3 separate regions of the Homo sapiens genome follow, and all the other regions are linked to region 3. Evidence: chromatin contacts called from ENCODE Hi-C or POLR2A ChIA-PET data. All regions are on one chromosome and are shown on one strand. Each heading gives the region's core, a stretch centred on a gene start or an enhancer-like site at or near the end of the contact. The rest is flanking DNA. Distances are from core to core; before and after follow the strand shown.

Region 1 (3,552 bases), core at 597-3,096, 220 kb after region 3:
CCGCATGCGCAGTTGGAAGTAGGCAAAGGTGTCAGGCTGGGCGGTCCAGACCACACGGAGGCGCCCTGTCTCATCTCTGCCCAGCACCCTCAACTCTCCCAGCTCCTGGGGGCGCTGCTGCAGGAGAGGAGCCTGGGCCCCTTGCGTCGTCGAGGGGCCTGAGGGAGGAGGCTCATCGGTAGTCCCCAAGAGGCCCAAGGGTGAGGACCCTGGGAAGGGGCAGGGTGAGAAAAAGAGGAGAGTCCAGTATGAGAACTAGAAAGGAATCCCCAGTCCCCAGGTTCTGCCCTCCAGCCTCTAAGAGCCTTGTTCTACTTCTACTTCTGGTTCCCTCACCTGGGCCACTCCCTCCTCCCAAAGGTCAGCCAATCCTCCAAACACCCCCATCTACCACATTCCTGAGCAGACGGGCCTGTGCTTCAGGCAGGTAATAGGTAAAATAAAGCCTGCTATCCTTCACCCCACAAGGCTTCCATGACCTCCAGCCCCCGGAGACTTCCATGTCCCTCCCCACATACATCCCCCCCACTGGGTGGTGGTCAGGTGGCTTCCATTAGTGCTGCAGTGAGAAGCCTGGAAGAAAGACAGTGGTGTTAGAGAGGGAGGATGCAAGAGGAGAGTGGGCAGTGGGAAGAGAGAGAGGGTGTGGGGGTGGACATCCAGGTCAGGTGGCATCTGGGCCCTATGGGGGAAGAAGAGGTCCACCACCCTCCCCACAGCAGCCACAGGGTGCCCTTTCCCCAAGCCCAGACATCGTTCCTGTGGGAGAGACCAGCATAAAGTGAGCCAGGGGGTCTGAAAAGCCAGCTTAAGAAGCAGTGGTTTCACCTCCCCAATATACAGTTGCTGCCTGATGGCACCCAGGCCACCCCCACGCAGTTCTGATGTGTCCCTTCAAGGTCAAGGCCAAATTGTGGAAAACAGTAACCACTAACCACAGTCTTCAGCCACTCTCACCACAGTGAGTCAGAACGGGAATCACTGTTTTCAATTCCCAGCCCACTCAAACTGCTCCAGTGAATCTTTGCAGGTGCCCCAACCACATCACCCTCTATTGCCTAAAATAACAATCCTGGAAGTGTCCCGGGAAACCCCAAAGAAGGCGCTGCCTTGACCTTAGGCATCCACAGGATGGATGCCAGGACCCTGGGGTGGGGACGTCTTCTAGGGACAATGGACTCGTGCTTTGTCCTGGGGGCCCCCTGGAGCCCCGGCCAGGTAGGGCCTGAAGGTAGAAGGGGGCAGTGGGGGGTGGCAGTGGGAGGAATTCATGAATGCAGGCTCCAACGGCAGGTGAGGCTGGACAAGGGATAGGTGTCCCGTGGCCCCAGCCCACACTACCTGTGGTGGTGATGAAGGCGTAGGACTTGGAGGTCTGCCCCGCCCGCACCCCGTGGACCTCCACGTGGTAGGTGGTGCCGGGCCTGAGGTCGGGCAGGCTGACGGTGCGCGTGGTGCCCGGCACAGTCAGCTCACCGCCGGGGCCCTCTGCAGGCGGCTGAGGCCGCCAGCGCAGCACCACGCGCTCGAACTGGCCGCGGAGCCCGTCGAGAGACACGAGAAGCGCGCCATCGGCGGAACTGCCCAGCACCTCTGGCTTGGGGTGGCGGGACGCAGCCACCCGGTCGACGCCTTCAGGCGAGAGGCCGTAGATTCCCTGGTTGGAGTCCCGTTTCCTGGTGCCGGGATCAGGGCTGGCGGTGGGGCGGGGGTGGCGGGGCGGGGGTGCGGGGGAGCCGGCTGGGGCGGCGGCCAACAGACGCCGCTGCAAGTATTCATGGATGTGGCGCGCCACCGACGTGTAAGTCTGGTTGGCCCGCAGTGGGTAGCCGTGAGCCCGCAGGTGGCGCTCCAGGTCCTGCACCGTGCCGCGGAAACGGCTCAGCTCGGCCGTCAGGTTGCCCCAAGGCCGCCGTGGGGGCTGGGACAGGCTTGGCCTGGGCGGGGACTCCTCCTCCCTTTCCTCTGCTGGCCTCGAGGGCCAAGGGGGCCGTGGGGGCCGCGGGGCTGGGGCTGGCCGGGGCCGGGACTTGGGGGGCGGGGCTGGGGGGCGCACCTCCGGGTAACTGTAGTGGCCTGGTGCTGCCAGGGGCAAAAAAGGGGAGAACAGGTCAGTGGCAGCTCCCTCCCGGCACTCCTTCCCGCGGCAGCCCCTCCCTCGATCCCTCCCACCAGAGCCAGAGGCCTCTTCCCTGTGCCCCAGCCCCACCTGGAAAGAGAACGGAGGGAAATCGGTCAGTGTCCCGCAGCCCCCCCATTCCCCTCCAAGCCCACCACTGTTGGTGCCCTAGAAAGAAGAGAGAAGCCCGTGGGTGGGGCCCTGTAGCTGAAGGAGAGAAAGGGGAGTCGGGGAAGAGAACATGAGCTACAGCGAGGTGGGTGTCCCCCTGTCACAGGAAAAGAAAAATATCCAGGTATCTGTTAAGAAACCTCGAGGTTTAGTGGAAAATCACTGCTGTGAGACCCACCTCCCAGCAATCCCAATCCAAAAGTCAACAGGACTGATGATCTCTAATCTGCCTAATTCCAGTCCCACAAGATCTATCAGCACAAGGCCTGTCCCGGTACCTAAATTTAAAAAAGAACCTCCCTTAACTGACTGGATCAGGCAGCATCTCCTATTCACTTCTCTCCCTGGGGCCATTCCTTTCATAGGCTAACCTGTAATAACCTTCCTACAGGACTCCAGGCATCTGAGGGCTCTGTCTCCCCAGTGGCCTCAGGACAGAGCAAGGCCCCCAGCAGGTGCCTCGAGACTGCCACACACCTGCCAGAAGCATTCAGAGGAGTCTGTGAGCCCTGAGCCTGGGCTCCTGAGGAGGAGGATCCAAGGCTGGGAAACCAGGGCCCTTCCCTAACCTCTGGCCAGCCATACCTGTGTTGGCCCTGACAGAAGCTGGGTAGCTGACTGCCCGGCCCCGCTCCGCTGTGACAGTCACCACATATTCTACGCCTGGCATCAGGTCAGTCAGCAGCGTCCCGTCTGCTTCAGGGGGCACTTCCAGCCTCACCCTCTGGTTGCCGGCACTGACGTAGGACACCACAAATCGGTCCACCTCAGCCTGGGGACGCAGCCAGCCAAGCTCCAGTGTTGTCGGTGTCACAGCCACCACTCGGAGGTCCTGGGGCCCATCGATCACTAGCCAGGTTAAAGAGGAGGACTCAGGTGGGTGTCTGGTTCTTCAATCATCATCTTTCCTTCCAAGAGCCTAGCCCCCATCCAGCCCCTTCCTTCTGCCCTCCCGGAGGGCAGATTCCCTCTCTAGTCCAGATCTCCACTCAGGACACCCCTCCCCACAGCCCCAGCTCTCACTGGTGGTGATGGTCTTGGAGGCAGGAAGGCCCCAGCTGGTCCCTCGAAGGGCTCGGACAGTGACCTGGTACTCCTGTCCAGGGGCCAGTCCTCTCTGGTCATAGGCTGAGGCAGAGCTTGGAACCCGTGCTGTGAATGGGGGGCTCGCCCCCTCTGTCTGTGAGAGAGAGCACCAGGTGGCTCAGGGGCTGGCACTCTTGCCTCTGCTGCTCAATCCCCCTTATCTCTTCTTTCTCCAA
Region 2 (3,384 bases), core at 835-3,334, 240 kb before region 3:
AAGTGCTGGGATTACAGGCGTGAGCCACTGCTCCCGCTCCCGGCCCTTTTTTTCTTCTTTTTCTTTTTTTTTTTTTTTTGAGACGTAGTCTCACTCTGTCGCTAGGCTGGAGTGCAGTGGCGTGATCTCAGCTCACTGCAACCTCCGTCTCCCAGGTTCAAGCGATTCTCCTGCCTCAGCCTCCCAAGTAGCTGAGACTACAGGCACGCGCCACCAGTCCAGCTAATTTTTGTATTTTTAGTAGAGACGGGGTTTTGCCATGTTGGCCAGGATGGTCTCCATTTCTTGACCTTGTGATCTGCCCGCCTCAGCCTCCCAAAGTGCCAGGACTACAGGCATAAGCCACCACGCCCGGCCTCATATCTCTTAATAAGAGTTTTTCTAGAAACATTTCTCAATCACCCCAGGCATAATCATATTTTATTTCTCTACTTCTTTCTTTTTTTTTTTTTTTTGAGATAGAGTTTCGCTCTTGTTGCCCAGGCTGGAGTGCAATGGCACGATCTTGGCTCACCACAACCTCCGCCTCCCAGGTTCAAGCGATTCTCCCGACTCAGCCTCCCGAGTAGCTGGGATCATAGGCATGCGCCACCACGCCTGGGTAATTGTATTTTTAGTAGAGACGGGGTTTCTCCATGTTGGTCAGGCTGGTCTCGAACTCGTGACCTCAGGTGATCCGCCCGCCTGAGCCTCCCAAAGTGCTGGGATTACAGGCGTGAGCCACCGCGCCCATCCTTCTTTTTTTTTTTTTTTTTTTTTTTTTTTTGAGACGTAGTCTTGCTCTGTCACCCAGGCTGGAGTGCAACCTCCGCCTCCCTGGTTCAAGGAATTCTCTGCCTCAGCTTCCCGAGTAGTTGGGATTACAGGCGCCCGCCACCACGTAGGGCAAATTTTTGTATTTTTAGTAGAAATGGGGTTTCATCATGTTGGCCAGGCTGGTCTTGAACTCCTGATCTCGTGATCCACCTGCCTAGGCCTCCCAAAGTGCTGGGATTACAGGCGTGAGCCACCGCGCCAGGCCTTATTTCTCTACTTCTATAATATCCTGTGCATTATCTCCAGCGCCTTCAAATCATAGTCATTGAATGATCTGTTGAATGGGTATAACTCTGATGGGAGCAGAGAGTTCTAGAATCGGGTAGTAAGAGACAAAGGAGGGTAACAGTACTGCATTTCACAAAATGAAACCCATTGTTAAGAAATTACAAATTCCCAATAATTTCAAATATAAAAATTTATTCATGAAAATTATAGGTTATAAAATTAAATGTCCGTCTTAGTCGATGGTTGCCCATATTTTGATGAACGAGTCATTCCTAGCCTATCTTTGTTCAAATGATTTGCATACATTATGCAAATAGGTAGAACTGCCCGAAGAATGCCTACGCTGCGTGGTGCGGACGAAACGCTTCCCGGGGCCTTTGGATTGGTCTGTCTAGCCACCTCATTTGCATGACGTAATATAATAACTGGAAGGCCCCGCCCCTCTGGTGCATTTCCCCGCTCCAACCACCTCCTCAAACTCACGGCAAAGGGATGCGAGAGCTGGAACTCTTACCAGGCCTGCGGAAACTCAGCCCTCCGGCAGCTAATCCCGCCCGCCAGCCCCCGTCCTCTCTCTCTTTCTCCCTAGCTGAAGGCGCCACGGGCCGTGTGTCGTTGCCTTCCACTTTTGGCGTCCCAACGTCTCTCCGCTCCCATCTTTCTACTAACGTCCGACGCACGCTCCGCCTCTTTCTCCCACATTCGTCGTGTAAATTCTGCGTCCCAACCGCCCAGCCGACCTGCACCGCATTCCCGCCCCCTCAACACGGCTCAACGGCCGACGCTGGGGGCCCGCCTCCTTAGCCAATCGGGGTCCTAGTGCCCTTAAGTCCCTCCTCTTTATGCAAATAACCTCCGCATGCTCCGCGCGCCCGGCCCTTTTTTTTTTTTTTTTAAACTAAAGACAGCCCTGGAAGTAGAGGGTTAGGGTAGAAAGTGCCCCGCCCTTTATGCAAATTAAGGGGCGTGTCTAGGCGCGGAGGGAGGTGGGAGGTGGGAGGGGGTGCTCCCGGGGGCGGCGGTTGCCCGGATGGGCCGTTAGTCGGGGCTCAGCCGCGGAGTGAGCGAGGGAGACGGGAGGAGCCGAACCCGGCGCCATCCGCCGCCATCCTCCCCCGCCCCACCGCCATCCCGTCCCGGGGAGCCCCTAGGCCCGGGTCCCGGATCCCCGCGCACCCGGCCAGGTGAGTCTGGGTGAACCGTGCGCTGACGCCCTTTTCCGGCGCGGGAGAGGTGGTGGCGGTGGCGGTGGCGGCGGCGGCGGCGGTGGTGGGCCGGGGGGAGGAGAAGCTGCCATTAGCCGCCGCCATTTTGTCCTCCTGCTGCCGGGCCTGCTTGCCCCTCCCCCTCCGGTACCTCTACTCCGGGACCCGCACCTCCGGCAGTTCATTCAGGATCCGTAGTCTGCCCCTAACCACCCACCGTCTTGGCTTCAGGGGGTGACCCCTGCGCCTGGGTCCGTAACTCCCTACCCTCCGCTGCGCTCCTGGCTTTTCACCCCCATTTGTGGGCCCCCTCCCCGGCTGCCGCCCCGTGGTGGTGGGCCGCGCCCGACGGTTCTCTCGGAAGGGCGCTTTTCCTCCATATTGGACCCCCTCCTATCATCCAGCGCTGTGTTCCCCCCTCTGGACGCCCCTCTTCGTGTCGAGCCACTCCCACTCTAGAATCCTGCTTTTATCCCAGCATCTTTGCTTTCTATGTTGCTCAGTCGCCCTATGTCTGCTTTTTCATTTTTCCTGTTCCTCGTCTCCTTTCTCCCCCAACCCCGTTTTTCTTCTTGGGCCTCTGCCCCCTTACTTCGTTGTCTACATCCTTTTTTTTTTTGCCATTCCTGTTTCCATATATTTTCCACCTGCTTTCGTATTCATTATTTTCTGTTAGTTTTGGTCTATTCGCTACATGACTCTTGTATTCGTTTTCCCTTCATATATTTATCTTCACAGATTGGCCTCCTCAAACACCTACGAAGCAACATCCATCTTATCTCTAGCTTGTCATAAAGTTCTTTCTCCCCAATTTTAGCTTTCATTCTGGGCCTGTCTGGATTTCCCTGCTTTCTTCCCCACTATTTCTCATCTCTTTACACTGTTCCCGTCCATAAACGAATGCCTGGTCACTCTGGAATGGACTGAGAGACCTGTCGTCCGGCTTGCTTAGGGAGCTGGAGGTATCGAGTAAAGAAACACTGGTGATGGACATTTTTAATGAGGATAGGAAAACGAAGATGGCTCTGGCCTTGGCCCTCTGTTTTCTGGCCCATGGTTACAGGGTGCTAAGGTGGCTCCATAATGCTTTTTCTCAGTTCTTCATATGGTAAAACAGTATTTCATCTGGAGGCGA
Region 3 (3,794 bases), core at 798-3,297:
CACACCCTGTTTGAATTAAGAAGCTCTCCCAGGGTGTACAGCTGGACATGTGCACCAGGGGCCCAGCCACAGGGTGCATGAGAGCTTAAACCCAACCTGTGCTCACTCGCCAAGCTGTGCACCCTGGCACAGGCTTGTGTCTGTCCAAAGAGGCAGTGCCTTTTTCTACTTTGCATGAGGGTATTGCATGGACTAACGCAGTCCTGTTGACAATGCCAAATGGGAAGCCAATGGCAGAGTTCCCTCTTCTCCTGATAATGTGTTCCTACCAGGATGCCCTGTCTTTCAAGGAATCCCACCCAAGCCAGAAAATCTGACTTCAGAGAATCTTCCCCTTGGAAAGGAGTCCATTTGGGGGTATCCCTCAGACTCTCCACAAGGCAGCCCCCTCCACCTATCTCCTAGGACAGAGACCTGAATACCAGAGCCCGGTCCAGGGGCAAACACTTCAGTGCCAATATCCAGGGAGAGATTCCGGGGTGTGCTCCAGGAAACACCATCATCCTTGCTCCATACCAACATGGTAGAGGCCACCTGGCAGCCGGCCTTGTGAGCACAAAGGGAGTAGAAAAGAAATACTACTCCTGTCTCAACATCGCTCACTACTGCCCCAAGGTTCAGCCCATCGGGGACATCCCCATCATTGACAATGAACGCTGTAGGAGACCATGTGCTGCCTGAAAAAAATTGGAGGAAGAAACCCAGAGTGAGCACTCTGCAGGTACCCTTTCTACCACTTCCCGTTAATTTCCCACCTTCTGCTAGGGACCTCAGGCCTTCCGATGGTCCCAGGGTGCAATCCAACACTTGCACTATCTATACCTCTTGTCCTGTTTTATTTTTCTCCATTGCATTTATCACCTTGCAACAGACAAAAAAGTTTACTTGTTTATTATGCTTGTCTGTCTCCTTCCAGTACAATTTAAATCCTGAGGGCAGAGATTTTTGATCTGTTTTGTTCGTGGCTATATTCATGAAACCTAAAATAGTGCCTGGTATAGGTATATAGTACCCAATAAATGTTTGCTAAGTGAATGTCCAACTCCTTGGTGATCCCAATTTCCAGATCACTGTCCTAGACACTTGCCCTTCTCGGGTTCCCTCTACCCCTCAGGGACTCAGGCAACCAACCCTCTAAGTTCCCCTATCCTCAGGGCCCTTGGGCTCATTGGGCTGCCCACCCATCCAACCTAGCACCGGCTCTTTCACCCAGACATCTTTATACCCTGGTCCATGGACCTCCGCAGGGCGATGAACTTGGCCCCCTCATCGGATGAGGACATTTTCCTCGCCTCAGCAAAGGCGAGAAGAGTGCCCCGCGGAGTGGCTGTGATGAGCGGGATGCGGAAGGTGTCCACTGAGCCGATCTGTCTCCCGCTCACCCACAGCAGTTGCTCCATGGTCACCAGCGGCTGCACCTGTCATGGGAGGAGGAAGGGTCAACAAAGACAAACTTGTCTTGGGGGTTTTAGGAACCCACGTTCCGATGGGAGAGGGAGGATCTAATGGGGATCCCGAGTAGGGGATGGGGTCCCAGAACAAGAAAGAGGAACACGAAGGGGAGTTTGGAGCGAAGCTGGAGGCTCGGAGCAGGGGAGGGTCTACGAAAGGAGAAGGCGCCTTCAGGGAGGGAAGGGGACCCCAAAAGAGGAAGGGGCTCGAATGAGGAGAAGGACGGGGACCCGGAGAGGGAGAGGGGCTGGGAGCGGTAGGAGGAAACGGGGTCTGGGAGAAAGAAAAGGGTCCTGTCGCGGAAAGTCGGCTCAGCCGCCCGCGTTCCGGGGGACACTAGGTGTCGATCACCTGCGCGGGTCGGGGATGGGGCTATGCAAAGGGTGACTCACCAGACCGAAGTCGTTCTCAGCCTTGGACCAGGAGGCTGCCAGAGACAGCAGCAGGAAGATCGCGGCAAACACCCAAACCCTACAGCCTCCCCAGAAGCCCAGAATCCGCGGCCCCCAGCGTCTGTCCGGGAGCGCCGTGCTGGGTCGCTCCCCAGTCATCTCTCCCCGCAGCTGCCGCGACCCTGGCAGCTAGACTCCACAGAGTCGGGAGTCAGCTGACCCGGACCCTTTAAAGCGCAGATGTCACCCTTAAGCCCGCCCCGGTCTGGAGGCCCCGCCGCGCTTCCCGGACTCTAATTGGTCTTCAAGTAGCTCATCTCCTCCCACGTGATCACGCAGCATCTCGAAGCTTGCCCTTCCGATTGGCCCTCTTGGAGGCCCTCTTGGAGGCCCGGAGCGCGTGACCCGAACGGGAAGCGGACTGGCTGGGGTGAAGAAGGGACTGGCACCATCCTTATTGGGCTTTTTGATTGGCCGCGGCACCAGGACACGTCACAGGGGCGGGGCCGATTTTAAAGAGCCGGGCGCGGAAAAAAAAAGGCCGCCTGTCGTCGTGGAGAGAATGAGTCACAGATTTACTGAGTTAACAAAATATCTTTAATAAAATCTTTTTGTTTGTTTGTTTTGTTTTGGAGACAGAGTCTGTCACCCAGGTTGGAGTGCAGTGGCGCGATCTCGGCTCACTGCAACCTCTGCCTCCCGGGTTCAAGCGATTCTCCTGCCTCAGCCTCCCGAGTAGCTGGGATGACAGGTGCATGCCACCACTCTCGGCTAATTTTTGTATTTTTAATAGAGACGGAGGTTTCACCATGTTGGCCAGGCTGGTCTCGAACTCCTGACTCAGGTGATCCGCCCGCCTCAGCCTCTCAAAGTGTTGGATTACAGGCGTGAGCCACGGCGCCTGGCCTAAAACCTTTTTTTACCACAAAATGGAGACCTGTAAGGCGAAGTGAGGTTGGATGGCTGGACGGTGGGGGTGGGGTGCAGTCCTGGATCAGGGCCGGAGCTGTCACTTCTTCCTCTTCTTGTTGTCCGGGGGCGCCTCGTTCTTCTTGCCCAGAATCTTTAGAAGGCTCTTGGACATGTAGTAGGGCCGGTCCAGGGAGCCGTTGTTCCGCTCCAGGTCTTCCACTGAGCCGCAACAGAGACCGGTTAGAGCGGACCCTGGGGCCAGGAAATCGGGGACTGGGAGGCAAGCTGCCTGCGGGATTTGGAATCCAAGCTGCACCACCACCCTTACCCCCGGGCAGGTTATGTAATCTCAGTTTCCTCCTGTGAAGTGGGGTCGGGAATATTATGTTGCATAGAGCGATGATAAGAATTAGCGGAAAAAATGCATGTCAGTCGCTTAGGAGGAGACTGGCAAACCCTGAATGGATGCATGCTGTAGAGTAAGAAAATCCCCTGCCGCTACAGCCACCTGCTGGGAAGTCTCTCTAATGGCTCTTTTTTTTTTTTAATCTTTTTTCTTTGTTTTGAGACGGAGTCTTGCTGTCGCCCAAGCTGAAGTGCAGTAGCGCAATCTCGGCTCGCTGCAACCTCCGCCTCCTGAGTTCAAGCGATTCTCCTGCTTCAGCCTCCCAAGTGGCTGGGATTACAGGCGCCCGCCACCGCGCCCAGCTAATTTTTTGTATTTTTAGTAGAGAGGGGTTTCACCATGTGGGCCAGGCTGGTCTCGAACTCCTGACCTCAGGGTGATCTGCCCACCTCGGTCCCCCAAAGTGCTGGCATGACAGGCGTGAGCCACCATGCCTGGCCTCTAATGGCTAACTTCTACCCGAGATTTCTTAGGGAAGATAGCAGAGACCTCTCCATCAGAATGCTCCTTCTTTGGAGAGCCTACCGGCCTGGGGGCTCACTCTCTTCCTTCTTCCCTAAACGCCTGGCCTCAGGATGTCACAAGAAGCTCCCTCTGGTTCGTTTAGCTCACAAAGGCATTGTTTCTAGAAG

What was found. A loop is a pair of places that touch in the nucleus more often than their neighbours do. ChIA-PET counts read pairs that join two places held with the same protein, here RNA polymerase II (POLR2A). Pooled maps may share reads with other maps.
Region 1: a pooled map shows a loop between it and region 3 (3-fold over the local background). The contact joins the enhancer-like site here to the promoter of NEU1 in region 3. A Hi-C loop is called at or near these places in 2 of 50 pooled maps. POLR2A ChIA-PET finds 5 or more read pairs at or near these places in 4 of 52 experiments (Caco-2, H1, IMR-90 and 1 more).
Region 2: a loop to region 3 is called in a map of CD8-positive, alpha-beta T cell, with 28 times the contacts of the local background. The contact joins the promoter of PRRC2A here to the promoter of NEU1 in region 3. A Hi-C loop is called at or near these places in 7 of 168 maps with a recorded cell type or tissue (B cell, CD4-positive, alpha-beta memory T cell, CD8-positive, alpha-beta T cell and 3 more), 16 of 37 single-sample maps with no recorded cell type and 19 of 50 pooled maps. POLR2A ChIA-PET finds 5 or more read pairs at or near these places in 5 of 52 experiments (BJ, CD4-positive, alpha-beta memory T cell, WTC11 and 2 more).

Annotation. Positions count from the first base shown.
Region 1 is chr6:32,085,910-32,089,461 of GRCh38, forward strand. TNXB (tenascin XB) reads right to left here. Exons shown (of 44, transcript NM_001365276.2): 5 at 3,314-3,470; 6 at 2,876-3,139; 7 at 1-209. Among named protein-coding and RNA genes, the nearest start is that of TNXB, 22 kb to the right of the region's middle. Within about 2 kb of position 1,847, at least 20 of the 41 ENCODE cell types and tissues checked have a DNase peak (open chromatin) inside an H3K27ac peak, as active enhancers do.
Region 2 is chr6:31,618,631-31,622,014 of GRCh38, forward strand. PRRC2A (proline rich coiled-coil 2A) reads left to right here and starts at 2,085. Exons shown (of 31, transcript NM_004638.4): 1 at 2,085-2,228.
Region 3 is chr6:31,860,774-31,864,567 of GRCh38, forward strand. It overlaps NEU1 (neuraminidase 1), which reads right to left and starts at 2,048. Exons shown (of 6, transcript NM_000434.4): 1 at 1,845-2,048; 2 at 1,226-1,418; 3 at 415-677. The coding sequence starts at 2,003. SLC44A4 (solute carrier family 44 member 4) reads right to left here. Exons shown (of 21, transcript NM_025257.3): 21 at 2,419-2,975. The coding sequence ends at 2,854. RefSeq lists enhancers at 2,229-2,854, 2,855-3,478, 3,479-3,794.